Regions from separate parts of the Homo sapiens genome. Here regions 2 and 3 are each linked to region 1. A link is a loop called in an ENCODE intact Hi-C map of the cell type or tissue named here. Cell type or tissue: Calu3. All regions are shown on one strand. Links, peaks and the distances in the headings refer to the core of each region. The heading gives the core; the rest is flanking DNA. Region 1 overlaps LOC105374218 (a long non-coding RNA gene). Region 2 overlaps TMEM212-AS1 (TMEM212 antisense RNA 1). Region 3 overlaps TMEM212-AS1 (TMEM212 antisense RNA 1).

Region 1 (8,046 bases), core at 1,057-6,056:
CTTTTTTTCCCTTACAGTGAGGTCTCTCCCACAACACCTCTCAGCCCATCTCCAAGTTGTTTTCTGGTAGGTTCTGTCTACTTAGACTCAAACTGGAGCTTCTGTTGAACTCATATTGTCCAAAGAGACCAAATTCTCCAAACAAAGGAATGTTTAATAAGCTTTGCATTGAATCAAGATTACTTTAATGTGTTTGCTGTAAGTAAATATAAATCTGTTCTTTTAAAAATAACACATTATTAAGCCACTGATTCAATCATCAGCAGGCTCAAGAGGTTAAGTGGAATCAGCTAAGGCAATTGATAGCACCATAGATCTCTTTTATATGAGAGTAATTCAGGAGAAGTTCTCATTAAGCATCAAGGAGAAAAAGTTATTATTGCCGGGTGTGGTGGTTCTCGCCCGTAATCCCAGCACTTTGAGAGGCCGAGGCAGGTGGATCACCTGAGGTGGGGAGTTCGAGATCAGCCTGACCAACATGGAGAAACCCCGTCTCTACTAAAAATATAAAAACTTAGCCGGGCATGGTGATGCATGCCTGTAATCCCAGCTACTCGGGAGGCTGAGGCAGGAGAATCGCTTGAACTTGGGAGGCAGAAGTTGCAGTGAGCCAAGATTGTGCCGTTGCACTCCAGCCTGGGCAACAAGAGAGAAACTCTGTCTCAAAAAAAAAAAAAAGAAAGAAAAAGTTATTACTGAGGAACAAGTTTGAAAACTGTTCCAGAAAGATGCTCAGTTGGAGAGAATTTGTAAAAATAACAATCACACCATTTGAAGTAAAAGTTGTTTCCTTCTAGAAAAGTTTTGCTTCAGAAGGAGAGCCCATTCAGGAAATAAAAGCATTGGCTACCATGGAACTTTAGGGATGGGCAAGCCACAGATATTCAAGACCTTGTGAGGCTGCAGGATCCTGTCAATCTTTAAGTGATGATGCAGTGTGAATATCTTAGTATGGAAAGACTATGGGGAATTTGATTAATAGAAGACAACTGAAAAACGCTGTGGTTAAGAGAGAACAGTGCTATTTTTCTTAAATCCACATACTTCACAATGTTTCTTTTGTTTGTGTAGGCATTTGTTAACCAACAGCTTCCTTTACCATTTCCAGGGGGTTTTCTAGTTTGGTTTGTTCTCTGTGTTGGTACTCATATATTTATATTGATAACAACCAGTAACTAGCCACATTACTAAAGTACATTTTAAGCCCAGCATGACTTTATTCCCTACTGTGGTAGGCTTGCAGCAGTGGACCAGGTAGCAATCTTCTCCAAAATGGCAGCCAACAGAGAGTGGAGCAGAGCCCAGAGAACAAACCATGAACAAGCCCCTTGGAATGGTGACAAGAATATTTTATTAAAGTTATCCTAGGATAGAAATCCCTAGGATATAAACTCTCAAAAATATAAGCCCTTTGTAAGCTATTATGGTTAAATACCAAGGAAAATATAACTTTAAGATTATAACAACTCATTCAAATACTTACTAATGCCTATTATTTTCTGGGCACTTGGCTAGACCCTGGAAATGTGGTAAGGCATGAGATACTTTCCGGGGTTTGGGAGAGCTTATAACTAGTGGGGGCTCATGATGTGCTTCAAAGAGAGTGGCCTCTTTCCTTCCTCCAGCACACCAAGCTGAGCCCTTCCCTGGAGATTTACCCAAACACATCATCCACTGCTCTGTGAGTAGCTTTCCTCTCGTTGCGTTTTTCAACTCCACTCAAATATCATCTCCTTCGGAGGGGCCTTCCTTGATTCCCACCTACCCATATGCTCGTGGCACTCTCTAAACAACATTTCACTTCAACCTCTTTTTGTCCTTCAAAAATGTGTACAGGTTGCATATCCCTTATTCAGAATGCTGGGGACCAGAAAGGTCTAGGATTTCAGATTTTGTCAGATCTTGGAATATTTGCACTATACCAGTTAAGCATCCCCCGAATCCAAAAGCCAAAATGAGCTTCAATGAGCACTTCCCTTGAGTGTCATGCCAGTGCTCAGAAAGTTTCAGATTTCAGATTTCCCTGTCATGGAACTTCAGGGATGGGCAAGCCACAGATATTCAAGACCTTGAATTTTGTGAACATTTCCGATTTCAGACTTTTGAATCACATTTTTATTGGAATATACATTGTTCATGTGTTTATTATTTGTCTCCTCCCACTAGAATGCAAACTGCATGATGGCAGGACATTTTGTCTGGCTTGCTTACATATATGTGTACCTAGCATCAAGAAAAGCATGCAGGAAGCAACCATGAAGGCTTTGAATGAAAAAATGATGGAAGTTGGATGAATGAATGCAGTAATTAGTGCATTACAATCTAATATGATTATTGCTGTGGTAGCAGAAATATCTGGGCAGCACAGATCTAGGTACTTCATTGTATCTAACAAACAAGGGAGGGGACAAGGAATATTCTAGAGGATACAAAAACATGGACTTAGAAGAGGAGCCATTTTAGGAACTTCACAGGTAGGGAACTGGGGGAAGATGAATGAGAATGGGGGAAGAAGAATGAGAAATGGGCAGATAGCAGAGACCCACCCTGAAGGGATTAGTGAGCCCTGTTAGGGAATTCAGACTTTATTCAAAGGGCAACAGATAGACCTTGAACAATGGCAGGTGTTGGGGGCAGGTTGGGAAGGGAACAGGGAGTGAGGACAAATCTGTTGTAGAATGCTCACCCCAGAAGCACTGTGGAGAATGGAATGGAAGAGACCTGTGAGTCAAGTCAGTAATTCAGGCAAGAATTGATAAGAAATTGAACTAAAGCCAAGGTTATGGGATCAGAATGGAGGGTATGGACTGGGGAGATTATCTGGAGGGAAAATCAATAGCAGAGGGAGGAGTCAGGTTCAATTCTTCAGGCAGCTGCCGTTCCTCAGCCAAGTTCTCCATTTTCCATAGGCACTCCCCAGGGCCGCAGCTATGTTTTCTGGAGGCCATACTGAGGCTAGGGGTGCACTTCCCAGATCACCCTGATCGCCACATGCTCCAGGAAGATAGCCTTGCAGGTCAACCACTGCTGTTCGAGGCAGAAAACATGGTCTCTTGTGTTTTGGGCCACTTGTCAGCTCTAGCCCAGGGCACTTATATTCTGATATATATGGTAGGGTAGGATTTCAAAAGCTTTTCTCCTCTTTCTGATCAAAATCTCTTTTAGATAAGGATATCTGTCCACATCTACACTTATCTAAAAGCATTTGGCAAAGCCCAAATATGTGCTGGGCTCTGGGGGAAAGAACCCTGGCCCTCAAACATTCTGTGATTTACTGAAGGAGACAAACAAAAAGACAATTAGAATGCACTGAGGATAGTATTGCAATGGAAGCACTCAAACAAAAAGTAGAAAGCGAATACCCCTAATCTAAAGATGAGTTTGGAAAGAGGGTTACGGGTCTTGGATCAGTAAGAGATAAGAACACTTCCTCAAAGAGAAAAGCAACTCCTAACTAAAAGACAATAAACGAACCTTAAAAAAATAATGTCAGCTCAGGTATAAATAAATGCAAGTGCATTAAAAGCAGCCACAGTTAATAGGTAATGTTTATCGAGTGCATGAAACGTGCCAGAAGTTATGGGTCTTGTATGTTTTTTTCTCATTTCATCCTCATACCAACCTTATGAGGTAGTACCACTTTTCGAGTTTTACAGACGAGAAAGCTGAGGCTCAGCAAGGTTGCATACTTTACCCCAGGTCACCCAATAGTAGTAGAGCAGGGAATCACACCTGGGCAGTCTGAGTACAGAGTTCCTAACTGGAATGTGGCCCTGTCCTTCACAGTTAGTGCCATTTGTCTACCCATCCATTGTCCCTGGTCTCATACAGTACAGAATAGGAATTCAATTCAGAGTTGCCTGAGCCCAGGGCTTCTGCACTTTCACACAGCTAAGTCTTCAGGCTGGATGTATACTCACCATGGAGAAAAAGAATGAGGAAATACTCTCATAGAAAATGCACTTTGCCTTCATTTTCAGCTTTGTCTCAACTCTCTAAGGGATGGGCCAATTCCCACTTCCTGCCTAAGTGCCTCAGTTTCACAAGGGAGTTTGTCAGAGGTTATTAGGCGTAGGCAGGGGAAGGCAGCCTGGGGAGGCTGACTCATCTCCGTACACCACTAAGCATCTTGCCCAGTGGATACTGAGGAAGCTGGTGTCACCCAATGGGCAGTCTTCTCAAGGAATCTTTGCCTGTAAATGCTATAAGATCAAATACATACTTTTCTTCAAAAACAGTTATTTGAAAGTTGAATTGTTATATTGTTTATGAAAGACTGGAAGATTTGGGAGGCCGAGGTGGGTGGATCACTTGAGGTCAGGAGTTCAAGACCAGCCTGGCCAAGATGGTGAAACCCCATCTCTACTAAAAATACAAAAATTAGCCGGGCGTGGGATTAGCAGGCACCTGTAATCCCAGGTACTCGGGAGTCTGAGGCAGAAGAGTCGCTTGCACCCGGGGGGCAGAGGTTGCAGTGAGCCGAGATTGCACTTCAGCCTGGGCGACAGAATGAGACTCCATCTCAAAAAAGAAAAAAAGACTGGAGGATTAGCCAGTATTTATGTTGAGATTTTTCAATATTTAGCTATCAGCCTCCCAAGGACCTGCTAATCTCAGTAATGGAAGTCATGTTACCATTGATGGTCATATTTCACAAACTCCTTCTTGCATAAGTGCAAGACCTAGGTCTTTTCCCCACCTCAAAGGTGCCTGCATTATTTTTATGGGAGTCTGGGATGTCTCACATAGTCTCCTGACAATCCTTTTCCTCTGAGGCCTCCAGAATTCAGAACCATGGCTTCTGTTCCCCTGGGTGAGAGCAGCTTTCATGTCCCTTCCTGCCACTTCCCTCAAAGGCACAAATGAGCTGTGTTTCCTTCAAGCCTCCCTCTGTCAGAAACCTGGCTCTTTCCCATCTCCACATCTCTCCCTTACACCTCGCCATCAGGGAGGGCCCTGAACCAGCACTGCTTGTGTCATGAGTCTCAGGAAGTTGTTTGAAAAAAAGACACCTTCAGGGTTACATCCAGCCCTCTCTCTCTCCATGGAACTCAGACTTGGAAGAGATTCCAGGATTCCTTCCCCATCCCCCTCCAATCTCCCTCCCAGGCACCTGCACCCACAAGTACACACTCCTTCGCTCTCAGGCTTATTAACTCATCCAAGGTGGAGTTTCTCTCAAAGTGGGGACCCAGTTTGGGCCCACGTGATACCTTCTTTAATAAACATGGTCAAGTTAAAATTATTAAGGAGATACTAGAGTATCTCTAGTAGGGTAAGGCTGTCACATGATGAGAAAATAAAGGGATATAACATCAAGAAAATTACCTCATTTGCAAATTTACTGTTTGCTTTTTCTTTTCTTTCTTTTTTCGTACTTAAAAAAAAATGAAGTCCAAGAAAGACACTTTCTCTCACCTTTTTGGAGCCTCTAGCCTGCCCTGGGAAGCCTGGTGGACTGGTGCTGAGAAGAGACCACGGCCCAGGTAGTTATGCAGCCTGCATGGTTGATGGTAGAAGACCCAGGTGGGGAACAGAAAGACAGGAGTTTGTCACTCACCCTGCAGCTTGAACAAGACACTGAATCTCTGAGCCTTATATTTTGTCTTTATGTTAAAATAGGAATAATTATATCATCCTGATGGGTTGTTTGGGGTCAAAGTAATTATCTATATTTTTGTAAATTGCAAGTTGTTATACTGTTGCTTGCAAAGAAGAACTACAACAGAAGTTTAGTCAGAGGTAAAAATGGAGTAAAGGGAAGGAGCAGGAGGTCGAGAAAAAGAGAGTGGTCTCTTAAGATTGTGAGACATATCAGAAGGTGGCAGGCCTGGGAAGGGAGTCAGTTCAGTGTAGGCCAGAGGAGGTAACCCAGGAGAGAGGAAGAAGCCCCAGCAGACAAGACAAGAAGAGGAGATTAAAGTGATATGAAAGGTGCTAAAGACATCCTCTACTTGGATTGAGTTTTGTTTTTGTTTTTTGTTTTTTGTTTTTGTTTTAGTTGGAGTCCCACTCTGTCGCCCAGGCTGGAGTGCAGTGGCACGATCTCAGCTCACTGCAACCTCCACCTCCCGGGTTCAAGTGATTCTCCTGCCTCAACCACCTGATTAGGCTGGGATTACAGGCGCAATCACCACAGTTGGCTAATTTTTGTATTTTTAGTAGAGACAGGGTTTCACCATGTTGGCCAGGGTGGTCTCGAATGCCTGACCTCAGGTGATCCGCCCACCTCGGCCTCCCAAAGTGCCGGGATTACAGGCTTGAACCATGGCACTCGGCCTGGATTGAGATTTTCTTAATAGTCCTAGATGCTCTTTGAAATGTTCCACTGCTATCTCTGGCATGATATTATAGGTGTTCCTGCCTGGCACACTGCAGAAACCTGAGGTTGGGAGGCTTGTTAGCTGAAACATGTATTGATCTTATATGTATGAATCATTTCCAGTCGGACTCACTAGCCTGAGATTCCCTGGGGTGTGTGTGCACATGCAAGCACACTTACATGTGCAAGACTCAACCCCAAGTCTGAATTACACACGAGTGACAAAGGGAATGCGTCTCCAATTCACCTCTAACTGCTAAGCTCTCTCTCTCCTGTTCTCTTTTTATGCAGCACCCATGGACCCTTCTAGCAGACAGCAACTTTTCTCTTTGACTATAAATTGAAGGCAATTCAATGTTTTACCCCTCAGATCAGGGATCATACTGAAAAATTCCTTCTGCACGAGCCAGTGTGAGCCTGGCAAGAGGCACAGGAGATGGTCACCAAGCTTGATAACGAAAATAAATTGTTTTGAAGAGATCGTTAAAATTATGTTAGTAGGAATTGAATATTCAAGGTTACAGATTTAATTAATTATGAGTGTTTCTTTAGAATAATGTAATAAATGTTTCCTCTGAGGTTTCTGGTTGAAGCACTGGGCCTCATCTCAAGAAAGATTTAAGAGCATAAAGTATTTTAATTGTATAGATTGCAAGAGAGGGCATTTAAAATATGCAGAGTAATTGACACCTTCTCAAACCCCAGATGCAACCCTATTTCTAACTGATAAGGTGATATCCTGGAGCCTCCATACAAGAAGTAGTTTTGCCCAACAAATGGGAGAAGCCCCTTTGACAGCGTGAAATTCCAGTCACGGTGATGTAGCTCTAAGGAATCCCAGGTGAGCCCATTCTCTCACAGCCTGAAAGCAGAACATGCAGCAATGAAAATGTCCAATGCAGCTAGGACTTTTGTCACTCCATCTTTCTCTTTCTGCCTCATCTGAAGGGTAAATGACTTTGTGTTGTGTAAAAACATTTCACACCCCCTGTAAGAAGTGGGAATAAGGAGGCATGGGTAGCAGCAGTGAAGAGGTTTGAATGTCATTCTTTCTCATTTGAATAACTACCTTAAGAGTCCCCTTCTGTAGGAGTTAAGACCTCAAGTTTTATACAAAAGAGCCTTGGTCTGCATGCGATGTCCTCCCAGGCTTAGTTCACATTTTAAGAAAACTTCAGGGTGAGTGTAATTCTTACTATAAAGGAATGAACCAATACTAGTTGAATCTTAGGCACCCGAACAGGCAGTTTGAGAAAGTTGGGTATGATTTCCCTGGCTCCTTTCAAGTCACACCACAAGCAACTGCCTGGCACACAAGACAGACCTCTGTGCATACAGATGCATGTGTGGTGTGTAGTGGGAAGTTTGCTTTGGCTGGTCGTGGAGGGATCCATTTGTCTGGGGAGGTCTGGACAGCCAGTGGAGGCACTGCCTCCCTTGCCATCTTAGCAGCTTTAAGAGGGTGGAGTATTTTTCTTTGAGGCTAAGGTTGGCACAGATAACTTCCTCACCGAAATTTTCTGCCAGACTGAGTTTGGTGGGTTTTTTTTGGTTTGTTTTTTTGTTTTTTTGTTTTTTTTTCATTATTCCACCCACCCCTCACCCCACCCTCCAATCTTTGGTTGTTTCTGGCTTTTTGGCATCTGTTCCCTGGGTCGTATTTTTTCCTTCCTGATGCAGTGGATGCAAAGATACGCTTTCTCTTGGGTGAAATTTACAAGCAC
Region 2 (8,046 bases), core at 1,437-6,436, 52 kb before region 1:
GGCTCCCAAAGATTGAGCACCATGGGGTACAAAGGCAAGCGTGTGCACTTGAGCCTGTTTTCTCATCTGTGCAATAGGGGAGTTGGATCCACTACTGTAATCTTCTAGCCCCTCTGACTCTAATTGTCTATGATTTGATGACTATCAGTTTTCTTTTCAGCCTTCTGGCTCTACCACTCCACCCAGAGAGTTGCCCTTACCATCCTCTTCAAATACAATAAAAAACAATATGCAAATAAAGACAGTGAAAACACTTGTATAATGGCAATTCTAAAGGACAAGATTGAGTCCTACTTAAGTATTACTGAGTTATGTCAAAGACTTGCTGGATAGCTGGATGTGGTTATTACTTCCCAAAATATATCCCTTCCTTCAGAGCATATCCAAATCCATAACAAACTATGTTTACACAATTCTGCTATGTATGCATATATGAACCCATATTCCCATATTGCTTAGCACAGTGATATGTATCTAATAAATGTGAGAGTATCTGAGTAACTTTCGAATCTAAGAACCATCAAATATTTTTATTTTACCTCAGTAATTTATATGTAAAACAAATATCTGGGAGAATAAAGGCGCAAATACAGAGAAGGCACAATTCCTGCCCCAAAGAGTTTATTGATTTAGTGGAAGTGCATAAAAATGTAACCAGAATTGTGTAAAAAATACCTAGTAGGTTCAGTGGCATTTAAAATATGCACATATGAAATGCTACAAGCTTATTTACAGTGAATATTAATATTGGACACCACCCACGACATTAAGTGCTGAGTATACAAAAAGTAGCAAATGGCCCTGCACTTGATGGCCCTGTAATCTTCAAAATGATATACAGCTGTGCCTCAGTAAGGGGGCAGGATTGGGACCCCACATATACCAAAATCTGAAGATGCTCAGGTTCTTTATATAAAAGTAGTATTTGCGTATAACCTAGGTACATCCTCCTTTGTACTTTAAATCATCTCTAGGTTACTTACAATACTTAATGCAATGTAAATGCAATGTAAATAATTGTTATACTATATTATTTCTGTCATTTTTAATCGTTGTATTTTTTTATTTGCTTTAAAAAATATTTTGATCTGTCGTTGATTGAATCCATGAAAGCGGAACCCCTGGATAGGGAGGGCCAAGTATACATGATTCATTCATTCCTTCAATCTCCAAACAAGTATTGAGCGCTTACTGTGTGGAAAACACTGTGATAGGCACTTTGCAGGACCAAGGCCTACTTAATACACAGTTCCTGTCTTCAAGGATTTTAAATGCAGTAGGAGTGAAGAAACAGACAGCAAAGCAGAATTGAAAAGATGTATCAGTAAAGAGCTATAGAGAACACTCTGAGGTTAGAGTAATTATGCCCTGGGATCAGGAAAGCCTTCACAATGGAGTGGCACTTGATCAAGACCTGCAAAGATTATAGCATTTTAATGGTGGAGACAAAGAGGAAACACATCTCAGAAAGAGAGGTCAGTGAGAATAAAAGCGCAGAGGCATGAAAATTAATGCATGCCCTGGGAATAGCAAGCAGGCTGGTGTAGCTGGAGCGTGGAATCCAAAATGGATGGAGGAAATGAGGCCATGAAGTTAGGACGCAGCTGGCACATGAAGGGCTTCCAGTGCCTTACTAAACCTACTGATTTTATTCAGCTAGCAGTAGGGAGCTAGTAGAGGTCCAAGAAGGCCAGAACAAATCAGAGGCTACATATTCAGTATCAAATATCAATACCTTCTGAAATCAATGACTGCTAAAAAACAAGTCGAGTGGAAACAATGGGTTCTTCTAAATTAGGAGACCAAGATTTAGGGGCAATATTGATACTCTTCACCTACCCAGCTCCAATCCATTCTTTATATTTCAAAGTGGACATTCCTTCCACAGGGAAGCCTCCCCTTTACCTCAATTGAGCCAGATCTCTCTGCTGTGTACCCAGGGATCCCTGTACTTTTCCTTTGTGGCTTGTAGTAGATTTTATAATTGTATATTTGCCTGTGTTTGATTAATATATGTGTCCTGCATTGGACCATAAACTATGTGAGAGCAGAGATTATGTTTCTGCTTTGCCAGTCAATTTTTTGACAGGCTACCCGCTATGCCCGTATGAAGTAAAATATTTGATAAATGAATGAATGAACGAATGAAATATAGGAGAGGACACAGTGTGTTGGAGAATGATGATAAGAGATCATATCTGGAGCCTTATAAGTAGGTGTGGTGGTTTTAAAATGTGGATGTAAAATTCCTTGATGTTGTTCTCGTCGAAAGTTCGAATTGATATTCTTTGCCCTTAAATCTGAGCAAACTTGCAATGATCAGAGAGCAGCAAAAATGGTGTGTGACTTCTAAGGCTGCTATGTTGGAACCACGTGGTTCTTTTGGGGTGCTTGCTGTGGGAGAAGCCGGCTGCAATGTAACAGGTATGACCACCCTAAAACCTGCAAGTCAGAGAGACCATGATGCTAGAGAAGCCATGTACAGGCACTTCAGTTGACAGACTGAGCTCAGTTCTGCCAAGAAAGGTGAGTGAAGTTGTCTTGAACTCTTTGGACTATCTCATCTGCCAGCTGAGATGACCTCAACAATTGCCCCAAGAAGCAAAAAAATTGCCCAGCTGAGCCCTGCCTGAATATCAGACCCATAGAACTCATTTGTATGATAAAATGTTGTTTTATGCCAATAAATTTGGGATAATTTGTTACATAGCAATAGTAGCTAAAATATCAGCAAAAAGTCTCAATAGAATCCTCCCCAATAACCTGTAACAGATGAGGAAATTGAGATCCTGAGAGATTAGCTAATTTATCCAAGTTTCTAATTTGGTAGCAGTAAAGCAACCAGTCTTCTGACCCCCGGGCCATTGCCTTTTTCTCTCTAATGTATGATAATGCACTAAGAAATTTTCTATATAATTATATGCCAAGTCTAAAGACCATCTCTTTATCAAGCCACATTTGTATCCCCATTGATACTTTTATTCTCATTGATAATTAAATGGATCAGTCAAACTCCTTTACATATACACAAAAAGTGAACTGTGGCCTTAGATATGTGGAGTTTACAAACACTGTAGGTAATTTGGACATTTGAATGTAACTACCTCCCAATTAGAGGAAGAAACATCTTCAAGTATATAAAACACAGTAATATTTCTTCTTAAATTTGTGCCATTCTAATCCTTAACTTCCTAAGTTTTGAAGGCTGTCAGTTCCAAATTCACTGAAAGAACTTTTCTACTGAAAGAAAAATGCTGCCTCTATTAATATCAACCTTTTCCCCTTCAGAACACTTGCTTGCTAGTGATTTATTGTGGACAAGCTTCTTCCTGCTCCTTTTGAAAGTTAATTTTTTTTTAATCATGCAAGTAGAGGATGAATTCCTCATCTCTTGCCCCAGGACAATTTAGTTAAGCTAATCTTCAGGAGAGAGTTTGGGTATTTACAATTCACAAATTGATGCTGCTTGTAACACAAAAGAGAAAAGGGTCTTGCTGCTGTGTTTGATGTCAATTGGGAACTAATCCAAAAACAAATAAGGAAGACCAGCCCATGCAGCCTGTATGGGTAAAGATCCTTTTAGATCTTGGGACCTTGCAATTATATCATAAAGATGGAAATTTTTTCCTTTAAAAAGATCAAAGATATGATCCTTTTGTTTGTGGCAATGTCATTATTTTTTTAAAGGCTGAGGAAAACAACAACTAAATATCTCCATAACTGTATCCCAATGAAAACTGTGTACACTGATGATTCAAAAGTTAATGTTTAGCTTATTGCAACATTTTTCCTATTCACATAGTGAAACCATTAATAATTAAAGGAAAGACAAATGTTCAATTCTATTCTGAATTTCCTTCTCACCGTCGCGACTTCACAGATTTCAACAAATGTTAGTTCTTTAAAATCCCACCTGTGATATAGAAGGATGTGTACATGGCTTTAAGTGATGTTATGTATTAGGACTCTTAGTTGCAAATAACAGGATACTAAACTCCAACTAATTTTAATAGAGGGGGTTGATTGGGTCTCATAACGGAAAATTGCACACTCAGGTCTTGCTTCAAGCCCAGCTAGAGGCAGGGACGTATGCTTTTCTCTCCAGACTGTCTCACTGGGCTCTTTTCCTCTGTGTCGGCCCCTTTCTCAGGCTGATTCAATGAATGTAAGGTAAGAGGACCACTGGCAGGTCTCATCTTACATTTGGGCAGCTTCCAAACCCAGCCGCATTCTGGATCGGAAACAATTCTGGGGCTGATTCTGTTTCGTCCATCTTGAGCCTCACACCCACCCCTGTGGAATTCTCTTAGGTACTAATGATGTGTTTCAGAACCTACCAAGAATTGTAGTTAGATTCTAGCATAATTTATTTTAATGAAAACACTTGCTCTAAAGAAAGTGTGCAAGATGGCATGCCAAGTTACATAGCTCAACTTTCCAGAAACTCTGCCTTTCTCTTAAGCTATTTTCCCATACATAGCTTGCCTTTTCAATCCCAAATTTACCAAAAGTATAATCTATATTTACTTATTCCCCTCTCTTGCTGTAACCTTCCTGCCTTCTAATTTCACTTCTCTATAAAATGGTTTTCGCAAAGATCACTTGTCACCTCTCACAGGCATTCCACTGTCATCTTTTTGGTGTTCCTCCTATGTGTCCCCTTGGCAGAATTTGCCACTGTGAACCACTCCTTTTTTTTTTTTTTTTCTTGAATCTCTCCTCCTGAAGCTTGTGCTCTTTTCCTGTCTCAGACAGATTCTTCTTTGTTTTCTTTACTAGCTTTTATATGATCAGCATGGTCCCCAGATGTAAGTGTTCACCAAAGTTCCATCTTCAGCTTTTTTCTCTTTTTTTTTTTTTTTTTGAGACGGAGTTTTGTTCTTGTTGCCCAGGCTGGAGTGCAATGGTGCGATGTCGGCTCACTGCAACTTCTGCCTCTCAGGTTCAAGCGATTCTCCTACCTCAGCCTCTCGAGAGTTGAAATTACAGGCATGCACCACCATATCAGGCTAATTTTTTGTATTTTTAGTAGAGACAGGATTTCTCCATGTTGGTCAGGATGGTCTTGAACCCCCAACCTCAGGTAATCCACCCACCTCGGCCTCCCAAAGTGCTGGGATTACTGGCATGAGCCACCGCACCCGGCCAGCTTTTTTTCCTTCTAACTTTGTAGTCTCCCTCATTGGGCAACCTCATCCAATTCCATGGCTTCAAAAGTCACCTATTGGATGTTGATTTTAGCATCTATGAGTCCAGTTTTGTTTCTGTTCTTAGGTGTTACACAGCAGTTTTTGAGTGTCTATTCCTTGTACTTCCATCACCTTAAACTCAGCATTTTCAGAAGCAAACATTAATTTCCCCTGGGTGGCTCTTTGTGCCCTATGACATGCCACCATCATTCTTCCAGTCAACCAAGGAAGAAGAAGATGGAATAATTATCAGTTTATTCTCATCTCATATCCAATTGGACCTCCATAGGTGCAGCCTCCACTTTTTCATCCCCACCGCAACTGTCTAGTTTAGACCTTCATTCGCTCTCCTCTATTATAATAGAATTCCAATTTCTTATTTACTATATCTAAATCACCTTACTAAAAACACTTTTTAATATTCTAAAAATTATTTCTGCCATCACATGTTATAAATGCAAAATACTTAATGTTCAAGGCTTTCTAAGCTCATTTCCATGAGTCCATTTTAGGCACTCTGGTTGGGCCATACCAGGCACCCTTCACATCTTTACTCATGTTAATCCTTCCATTTCAACAGTGTTATTTTCTTCACCTGTCAATGCCCTACTCAACCTTTAACATCCACCTGGGGTAGACAACAGCGTTGTTCATCGTTTTTTCTGGTGCTCCTCCTTCTATTTTATATTTTAGTTTTATATTTTTGTGTTAGGATAATCTTTACACAATGGTGCTCCTCCTTCTAAACACATGGTGGATTGCACGCTTCTTCCCTTGTTGTATCCAGCAGAGTTATGTGGCTTGCTTTGGTGAACAAATATAAGTGCAATTGACACGCATCACTTCTGGGCAGAAGCTTTAAGATCTTGCATGAAACAGGCTATTTTTTCATTTTTCTCTGCTAGAAAGTCAGCAATACTCCAGAGAATAGTTTCTCTGACAATCTAGAGTAAAGAGGATATGGACCAGAGACCCTACCCAAACCATCATGGACATGTAGCATGAGCAAGAAATGAACATTGGTTGTGTTTGTGTAATAAAAAGTCTGTCTGGGCACAGTGGTTTATGCCTGTAATGACAACGTTTTGGGAGGTTGAGGTGAGCAGATTGCTTTAACCCAAGAGTCTGAGACCAGCCTGGGCAATATGGCAAAACTCTGTCTGTACAAAAAAATACAAAAATTAGCCATGCGTGGTGGCATGTGCCTGTGGTCCCAGGTATTTGGTAGGCTGAGGCAGGAGGATCACTTCAGCCCAGGAGGTTGAGGCTGTAGTGAACCATGATCATGTCACTGCACTCTGGCCTGGGAGACAGAGGGAGACCCTGTCTCAAAATAAAAAGAAATAAAATTAAAATTAAATAAATTAATAAAGATTAAAAAGTCTGACTCCATGTCTTGAAGTTGGACTGCGGATATTTTTAAAACCATGCCCTTCCTTCTTCCCTTCTGCCACACATCTGACCAAATTGATTAACAAATCTTGGCGCTCCCTTCTTTGATAACAGAGAGTGGTTGAAACCCTGCAAACACCTTTCTCCATGAAGGAACACTCACCCTGACCCCACCCCAACCACCTTAGGCCAATCTCACTTTCTTACTTTCTCCAAGCCATTTTCAGACCAGTGTGGGAGGCCTACCATATTCTCCCCAGAAAGTCTCACTATGCAATAAACCTTCTCATACCTTCTTGGAATGTGTGCGGTGTCATCATTCTTGATACTGGAATCAAAATGTGGGTGGAGGTCTGTCCTACTTCTGAGAAATAGCCCCAATAATTTGTAATTTGGAAATGTCTGTTACTTTCGGAGCTATAATGACTGGCGTACTGAAAAAGTTTGATATCTTAATCTGTGTATTTATTACATTGGTTTGTTCAATTTGTGAAAATTAATTGATCTTTACACCTAGGATTTATGCATTTTTATGCATAAAGAAGTGCCCCCCCCACCTCTGGTTTTGCTTTCCATGGTTTCAGTTACCCATAGTACAGTACAGTATGAAATTCTGAGGCACAGAACAAACAAGGGATCAGGTTCACATAACTTTTATTACAGTATATTGTTACAATTATTATATTTTATGATTAGTTATTGTTGTTAATCTCTTACTGTGCCTAATTTACAAATGAAACTTTATCATAGATATGTATGCATGAAAAAACATAGCCTATATAGAGTTTGGTACCATCTGCAGTTTCAGGCACCCACTGGGGTCTTGGAATATATCCCGTATGGATAAGGAGGGACTAATTTATGCATACTCACTAAAAAGATTAATTTTAAAACTTTATTGGTACTATTCTTACATACTCTCAACTTTGTCTTCTTTATCACTATCTGAACATATTTATTGAAATGAGGGTAGTGTGTGAGTACGTATTTACATAACGGAATGGAGTTAGTAATAGAAGAACAAAACAGACACTATTTTTTTTTAACTTTTATTTTAGGTTCGGGGGTACATGTGAAGGTTTATTACATAGGTAAACTCGTGTCACAGGGGTTTGTTGTACAGATTATTTCATGACCCAGGTATTAAGCCCAGTTTGCAATAGTTATCTTTTCTGATCCTCTCCCTTCTCCCACCCTCCACCCTCAAGTAGACACCAGTGTCTGTTGTTTCCTTCTTTGTGTTCATAAGTTCTCATGATTTAGCTACCACTCATAAATGAGAACATGAGGTATTTGGTTTTCTGTTCCTAGGTTAGTTTGTCTAGGAAAAGAGCCTCCAGATCCATCTATGTTCCCACAAAAGACATGAACTCTTTCTTTGTTACGGCTGTATAGTATTCCACAGTGTATATGTACCACATTGCCTTTATCCAGTCTGTCACTGATGGGCATTTAGGTTGATTCC
Region 3 (8,046 bases), core at 1,698-6,697, 62 kb before region 1:
AGTTTAAAACAGTTGTAGTATAAAACAATGTTCAAATGAGAAATAAACCAACACCCACCTGATATTCCCAAAGAATTTTTTTTTTTTTTTTGAGATTGTGTCTGGCTCTGTCGCCCAGGCTGGAGTCCAGTGGCGCGATCTCGGCTCACTGCAAGCTCCACCTCCCGGGTTCAAGCGATTCTCCTGCCTCAACCTCCTGAGTAGCTGGGATTACAGGCATCTGCCACCATGCCCAGCTAATTTTTTGTATTTTTAGTAGAGACGGGGTTTCACCGTGTTGGTCAGGCTGGTCTTGAACTCCTGACCTCATGACCTGTCTGCCTCAGCCTCCCAAAGTGCTGGGATTACAGGTGTGAGCCACCGCACCCGGCCCCAAAGGATTCTTCAAAAGCAAATTGATTTATTGTTAACGTTTAAATTGAAATTAAAATAGACATTCTAAAGCTTTTAACGATGCAATAACTTTTTTTGTAAAAGGTCTTCTCTGTCTCCCAGGGGTGTGGCCACCAGCAGTTGAGAAGTGCCATTCAGATACTCTCAGAGGTCTCGTCTAGTCAAACAATTTGTGTCTTAGTAAATTCAGTCCTGCCCTGCAGCAGCAGCCATTCCCATAGACATGAGGGATGCATTGGAGTGCTGCCTGAGCTACCTATTGTTTCTTGGGATGGTGAGCTAGTCTCTGATTCAGGTAGATAATGGGATATAATGTTTATTATTGGAATAACTTCAATAAATTCTATTTTCTGATCACATACTAGTAATAGGTACCAGGTATGATTTTCTAGACCAGAGGTTTGCAAACTAACTATAGCCCAAGGGCCCCAACTTGCCATCCACCTGTTTTTATATGACCTGCAAGCTAAAAATAGTTTGTATATTTTTAAATAATTGGGAAAAAACTAAAAATTTTATGACACATGAAAATTATATCATACTCAAATGTCAGTGCCTGTAAATAAACTTGTATTAGAACATAGCCATGATCACTTGTTTATATATTGTCTATGGCTGCTTTAACACCACAATGGTAGAGGTGAATAGTTGCAACAGAAGTTGCATAGCTCACAATACCTAAAATATTCATCGTGTGGCCCATTACAGAAAAGTTTGCTGATCCCTTTTCTAGAAACTTGATATGCATCTATGAAGAAAACAGACAAAAAATGTGGAGTCTATTTTCAAGCAGAAGAACACAGAATAAATAATAAACATAAAAAATTAAACAGTATATTAGAAGAGGGTAAGTGCAGTGTAAAATAAAAAAGAGACTAGGAAAGGTCGGACGGGGAGTGTGGGGGTCAAAAGAGTAGCAGATTGCAATACTACATTTCATTTTATGTCTTCCTAGCCATAGCTTAAATCTTACCTAAACTTACAGCAGGAGTATTTCAAATCTAAAATCAACTTACATGTCATAGGGAATGTACCATGGAATCTAAGAATTCTCCAAGAAAGGGTAGAGAGAAAAAGTGGATTTGCATTTCCATGCCAAAGAGCAGTGGTTTGTCGGAGAAGAATTGTTTTCACCATTATTTATGAGACATGGAGAACCTGGTGTGCGGTGGCACTTCTGAAGTCAGACAGTTTGAGGTTTAATTATCTCTTCTGTTACTAATCATCTGACTAGCCTTGAGCAAACTGATAGCAAACCTCTCTGAGCCTAAGGTTCCCCATTTATAAAATGGAGATAACCCCTACCTCACACGTTGCAAGAATGAAAAGGATATAATTTCTCATAAGAGTCCGACACAGGGCATACAATTGATAGGTGCTCAAGAAATATTCCTCCCCCTCACTCCTAATGAAATTTAAATTCTTGGCTCCCTATCAAAGAATTTGCATAGTGCCCTTTAACCTTCTGTTAATTTTTGAAAACCTCCAACCCAATCCAAACCAGACAAAACTAACAGCAAATGACCAACAAGAGTATTCAACAGAGAGCTTTCCCGCTTCCTTAGACAGGCGCATCCACGAAAGTGATGGCTTTTCCTGTTTTATGATTATGCCAGATTATTTCATTACACATGTATTTCTTTTTTATATCTTTCTGCCACCCCCTGTCACCACTACCACCAATTTTGTTCTCTGTTGATTCCTCTTAAATCCTTAAGTAGGACCATGATGCAGTTGTCTGAGTCATCCTTCCCTGGGTTCCTATGACATTAAAAAAAAGGCTAAATTAAATGTCAGAAGAGACACTTTCTTTTCTTTGATAAACTATAGAAATAAACACGTCTCTTTTTTTCTTCCTGGGGTCAAAAGAATGGACAGTAAATTTGGAGCAGTGTTCCTCCTAAATTTGCCTTATATGTGATCTTTATTTTGAAATATTTACAAAATAATTTTGATCTTTAAACTCTTTCCCTCTATGTCCTTATAAAATAAAAATTTAAATAGTTTTACATGTTAGCCTTTTAAAATTAACTTTTTTCTGATTTATATATTATGACATAAAAATTGAAATTATATTATTATCGTTATAGAAATTTTAAAATTCGAAATATAAATTTACAGTGAATGAATGTTGTCTTGAAGTTTCTCTTGTTCCTTGTGTGGTGTTTCATTAAACTGTAATTCCGTATTACCTAAATTGAGGAAACGTTTTTCTCAGCTTTTCTTCATTGCCATTACCAAAGTGACTCAAAATCTTCAAAGCACAGTTAAAACACTGAATTGTGCCGTAATGAGAAGGGCCTTCTGCATAGGGAGTGTGACCCTCCCTCCTAGACTCTCTGTCTCTTGTCTTTGGCACTCATGACAGTTTAATAGTTAGAAGGCACCTTCAAGGTCCGTTAGGCCAACTTCTCATCAAATGTCCCAAGGTCTATATGCCCCTTACAGTTCAGCCATTCCCAAGAGGCAACCCATTCAGCTATTAAGTAGCTCGAAATGTCCAGGTTCTTTCTTCATTTGGTTAGAGATCTGCTTCTTACATTCTTTATGTCTTGGTCCTGCAACTGTAGTTCTTTATAGCATAATGCAGTGGTTCTCAGATTGTGGTCCCCAGACCAGCAGCATCGGCATCACCTGGGAACTTGCATGAACTGGAAAGTGTGGGCTTGGGTCTCATCAATCTGGTTTAGGAAGTTGAACTCCAGATGACAATGATGCACACTAAAGTCTGGGATGCACAGATGTCCTATAGTAGAAAGTGGGTGGGGCTTTGGAATGAGGAACCCCTGGCCCAGAAACCCAGATCCTGGCCCTCTGTGATCTTAGGGCAACCCCTCAGTTTTCTCCTGGTCAGATGGAGCTGATGGGGGCAGCTAATTCACAGGCGTGCTGACAGAATTCAATGATACCCCATAGGTAAAGCACAGAGCAGAAAATCCAACATACTGTGAGCACTCAAAATCGGCGTGTAGTGTTATAGAGTCATGCAACGCATTTATTGGATGCCTTTGAGTAACAGTCTACATAGAGTCCATGCGTTTGATAATTAACAAGTTGAGAAAAAAGTTTACATATAACACTCTAGACATGAAACTGTTAAATACCTTCATTTTACAGATGAAAAATCCGATATTCAGAGAGGCTAAGTGACATGTTCAAAGGCACACAGCTGGTCCTACAATTGATGCCTTAGCAGCCTGAGCTCCAATTCTTGATAAAATGCCCAGTGGTCACCTTAAATTTCTTCAGAACAGAGTGGGATATAAATAAGAAAGCAAATATAAGCAAATAAATAACCAGAACACCCAATAATGGGTACGAATGCTCAAATAATGTGAGCATGATGCAGTTACTTGAGTCATTCTTCACTGGATTCCTGTGACATAAAAGGAAGTCCTGTGATTGGTGTCTGGAAGTCCTGTAAGTGCCTCCCAGCCCCTGGCTCTTCAGTCAACACATGTTTATTTGTCACTTTAATGGAGCAATAAAATATCTAGTCCTGGGTCTGGTGATTACACAAGTAGGGACTTCAAATGTGTCAGTATATTATCTGAATTACTTTAATATTTTTGTACACAATTCTGAGGAGTACAAACAGATACAAAACTTTTATGGTACCAAGTGAAGTAGTCCAGTACCATGTCTTTTAGGTTAACCGAAATCCCAGGTATAACATTAAAAATTATATTCAGATATCATGAAATATGTGGGGGTATTTCTTGCCCTTACAGTTAACAAGAAATGAAGAGTCATTTTGCTGTGCCCTTGCCTGGGAGAACTAAAAGGTTATTTCTTGCCTTCATATGCCACAAAAGTCTGTTTCACAGACTGGAAGGAATAAGCATCTTTACTTTAAACAACCTGCTTCCAGTTTTGTGTGGCTGTTGATATTATAGAACCAGTGGCAGAGGCCAAGGCAGGAAAATGGGCTGGGTTACTTATAACTCTTTGAATGTGGACACATCAGCTTGCGGGAAGGAAACTATTTAAAATGGGGCTTAGGGAAAGGGGGAAAAAAATCCCCTTTTCCCATATGAGATTCTTCCACGGTGTTGTCATGCAATCTTGAAAACCTCCATAGAACAGTAGATCACTCTCATTGGATATATGCAAATTTTCTGAGACCCAGTGGTTTCCTGCCAGGAAAAACTTATAATAACAGAGCAAGAATGCAATTTGAGCCCTTGCTTTCTGAAATCCCTGAAAGAACAGACTCATTCTTGACAGGGCAATTTCAGCCCTTGACATTCCAGGAAATAGCTCCATAATGTCATTTGGGCTGGGCTTGTAACCAGTCCTAAGATGTGGAGACACAAATGCAGCATGTAAGATTTCAAATATCAGTTCAGGGACCATTCTTGATTTTCACAGGGAGTTTAACAACAAAAACCACCAACAGAAGAAAACACAAGCAAGACATCCTAATTAAATTTAACATTGTCACTACTAATTAAACCCAATATAGGAAGAGGAAGGGTTTCTGCCAAGAAATTACAGACACATCCTGAAGCCTATTTCCTTTCCATTTCCTAGGTACTGGGTCCATGCCATAACCAGGATGTGACACCCAAACAAGACTGTATTTTGATCATTAATATATACGCATAAGTTAACCCCACCCTGGGGCCTCAAAGGCCTTTATGAGATGTGCTGGTCTTCGCATTTCGATGTGTTTCATTTTCTCTGGGTTCAGTACAGTTGAAAAAGGTTATGAGACTCAGGTTAAAAGTCAGGAAACGGATCAGGGCCCTATACTATGACATCATTTTCTTGCAATGCAATGAAGCAATGACATTTCCTGGAGGAAAAATTATTAGAGATGACAGGCAGCCTCAGTTATCTCCAATATTTGGAGTGGAAGGTGTCAAGCCTGCAAGCCTCCAGCTCCAGCCTCCTTCCCTGCTCTTCCTTGGCTGGGCCTTCTCAAAGGTGAAGCGAGAGAGAAAGAGAGAGCGAGAGACCAAGCCCACTTCCATTTTTTTTAATAGTCCTGGTATATTTTTAAATGAAGATATGCTAAAACTTAGTTATAAAAACTGTGTGATTTTTCATTATTAAAGCAATTAACACTCTACAACAAAAAATATGTGTAATATAAGCTTGCAATTTACAAAATAGTTTCCAGATTTATTTTTTAAAGTGACATCTAGGCAGAGCTACCTGGTATGACTGTGCAGGTCGACCAAGGGGAAGAGCGGGGATTAAAATCTGGTTCACAATTGCCAAACCTGGTGCAGGGCTGTATCTGCCTTTTTCTGATTCACACAAATGTTACACCACAAGTGATAGGTTGTCTTACAATAGGGCATAGGTTTAAGTGAACGATGAACCAGTTTCGTGCTTTCAATCTTAAGTATCTCTCTGACTGTAGGAATAACATATCTTGGGGGTATCTCCAGAAGTATAAATTTAGGGAGCTGCCTAATTGTGAGTCCTGGGACAAATGAGCCTCCTGGCAGGTCACCCCAGGCACATAGGGAATCTTTTCAGATTTACAAAAAGGTGGTGTTGATGAGACAACACAGGCTGTGTGAAACACGTGGTTTGGAGAACAGGAGCCCTGGGCTAGGTTTCAGCCTGGCCAGGTGCTTTTGTGCAAATTGTACAATTGTAGTGACACTACTGGCCTCCCATATGGTAGACCTTGACCTGGACTCCACATGCAGACGGACCTGCTCCAGCTCTTAAAAACCAGTTTAGAGACCTGAATCGAAGCCAGAAGAGTTTAAGGGCTTAAGTCAACACACTGAGACTCCACATCAAACCACTCTTGCTTCTCCATCTCTGCCTTTATGACTGGGTTTAGATAACTGGGCTTCTGCTACATACCTCTGTTCCAGTGTCTGGGTGCCCGATGAGTAATGCCCGAAACTGGGTGTCTAGTCCACTTACCATGCCCCTTCTGGGGACTGCAGGAATGTTCCATAAACAACAAACTGAGGGCTCCAGCCTTTGGACTCTTTTTTCTTCTACTTGTCCTCCCACTTGGATTCTCCTGGGAGTTAGCAGAATCCATCAAGCAATAACTGCAAACATGATAGAAGAGAACAACTCCTTAATACTTTTTTTCCATTTCAAAACAAACTACTAAGACACTTTTACTTCAGTGAACGAGAGCAAGCAGGGGTGAGAAGTTTCTATTGCAAAAAAAAAAAAATCAAAGTTATGACTTCAGAAATGTAAATTCCTAGTATCCTTGATAGATTTATATATCTAAGCAATGTTTCTAGATATTGTCCTAGGTTTGCCAAACAGATTTAAGCTCTCTATGGCAGTTGAGTGGCTAGGTGTCAGCCCTCACGAATCAAGAGTGCTTCTATAAATCATTTCACAGTAATTGGATGGGACTTGCAGTGACAAATATGCTCTTTCCTGGAGAAATTAGCGAATATCTGAAAGGCTTATATATTTCCCCAAGATTAGTCAAAACACAAGCCTAGTCGTCACACCTTTCCCTCATTATCCTGTGGTTGTTTTCTTAAATGTTGTGCGTCTTCATAAATGAGTCACTCTTTCCAAGATCTGTCAAAAGTATCAGTGGTTATAAGGCTGGGAAGCATACCAACCCTAGAAAGAAGTACAGAACTTTCAGTTATAGGCAAGAATGTAAAATGTCCAGAATTACTAGCGTTTTATTACTTTGCCAAATTTGCATTCTTACACCATTGAATCATTCCTTTTTAAGGATTCTTTTTCCTATAGTTAAACCTAGGAGGGAGAAAAAGGTATTTATTTTGCATGATATATTCGTATAGTTACAAAATCTGGAGCCTGTATTTTTTACCATTTGAATAATGCTTCTGCTTGCCCATACATGTTGAAAGTGTTGTTTAACTTAAATATACAGATCAGACTTAGTTTAAGAATCTACCCTTTCACCTTGCTCTAGGCAAGGAGAAAGATCAAAACTTCCTATATTTTTAAAGATGACCCGGTCTTTGTTTTGAACACTTCTCACATCTCCTGTTTGTAGAAGCTCCTGCAAAGACTGCATTGTTTTTCTATTCTATAAATCTATTTCTTAAAAATAAGACTTGCATTGCTCATTCGACATCCTAGAAGATATAATTTACCTATGAGGATAGAGTCTTTATGATGATTTTTTTAAATCATAGCATTAAAAAAATAGATATTTTCAATAGAAAAGGTTGTCAGAATTGGTAGGTGAAGAAAGGTATTCATAATTGATATGTTACAATGATAAAACTGATTTAGAAAAACGAAAAAATTTATGTTATCAATTCTGCCTTGAAATACTCAAGTGACCAAAATATTTTATATATTTTATTTTTACTTTAAAGTGACCCTAATTTATTAATTCATTCATTTTTTTCTTAGGTTGCAATAGAATATAAAATAATTCTAATTTCACTTAGTTCATTAATTTATTAAAAATTAAGAATATGCATGCCAGGTGCAGTGGCTCATGCCTGTAATCCCAGCACTTTGAGAGGCCGAAGTGGGTGGATTACCTGAAGTCATGAGTTCTAGACCAGCCTGGCCAACATGGTGAAGACCTATCTCTACTAAAAATATAAAAATTAGCCAAGCACAGTGGCAGGCGCCTGTATTCCCAGCTACTCGGGAGGCTGAGGCAGGAGAATCACTTGAAACTGGGAGGCAGAGGTTGTAGTGAGCCGAGATTGCACCACT

What was found. Hi-C counts contacts between places; a loop is a spot of excess contacts. Peaks named below come from ENCODE experiments on the same cell type or tissue, not always from the same donor. Only the 100,000 strongest peaks of a DNase experiment are listed, where the experiment ranks them.
Region 2: a loop joins it to region 1, with 2.9 times the contacts of the local background. A loop is called at or near these places in 1 of 110 quality-filtered maps.
Region 3: a loop joins it to region 1, with 4 times the contacts of the local background. A loop is called at or near these places in 1 of 110 quality-filtered maps.

What each region holds. Positions count from the first base shown.
Region 1 is chr3:171,932,644-171,940,689 of GRCh38, forward strand. LOC105374218 (a long non-coding RNA gene) reads left to right here. Exons shown (of 4, transcript XR_924719.2): 4 at 5,395-6,000. It overlaps LOC105374217 (a long non-coding RNA gene), which reads left to right and starts at 6,246. Exons shown (of 4, transcript XR_924718.4): 1 at 6,246-8,046. RefSeq lists a silencer at 5,676-5,970. In Calu3, for the core only: no CTCF peak of the experiment used is centred there; DNase peaks (open chromatin) are centred at 2,978, 3,728 and 4,048.
Region 2 is chr3:171,879,896-171,887,941 of GRCh38, forward strand. The region is part of intron 2 of TMEM212-AS1 (TMEM212 antisense RNA 1); the gene reads right to left. Among named protein-coding and RNA genes, the nearest start is that of TMEM212-AS1, 17 kb to the right of the region's middle. In Calu3, for the core only: no CTCF peak of the experiment used is centred there; a DNase peak (open chromatin) is centred at 4,146.
Region 3 is chr3:171,869,978-171,878,023 of GRCh38, forward strand. It overlaps TMEM212-AS1 (TMEM212 antisense RNA 1), which reads right to left. Exons shown (of 3, transcript NR_046852.1): 3 at 6,375-6,419. Among named protein-coding and RNA genes, the nearest start is that of TMEM212-AS1, 27 kb to the right of the region's middle. In Calu3, for the core only: no CTCF peak of the experiment used is centred there; DNase peaks (open chromatin) are centred at 4,354, 4,484 and 6,074.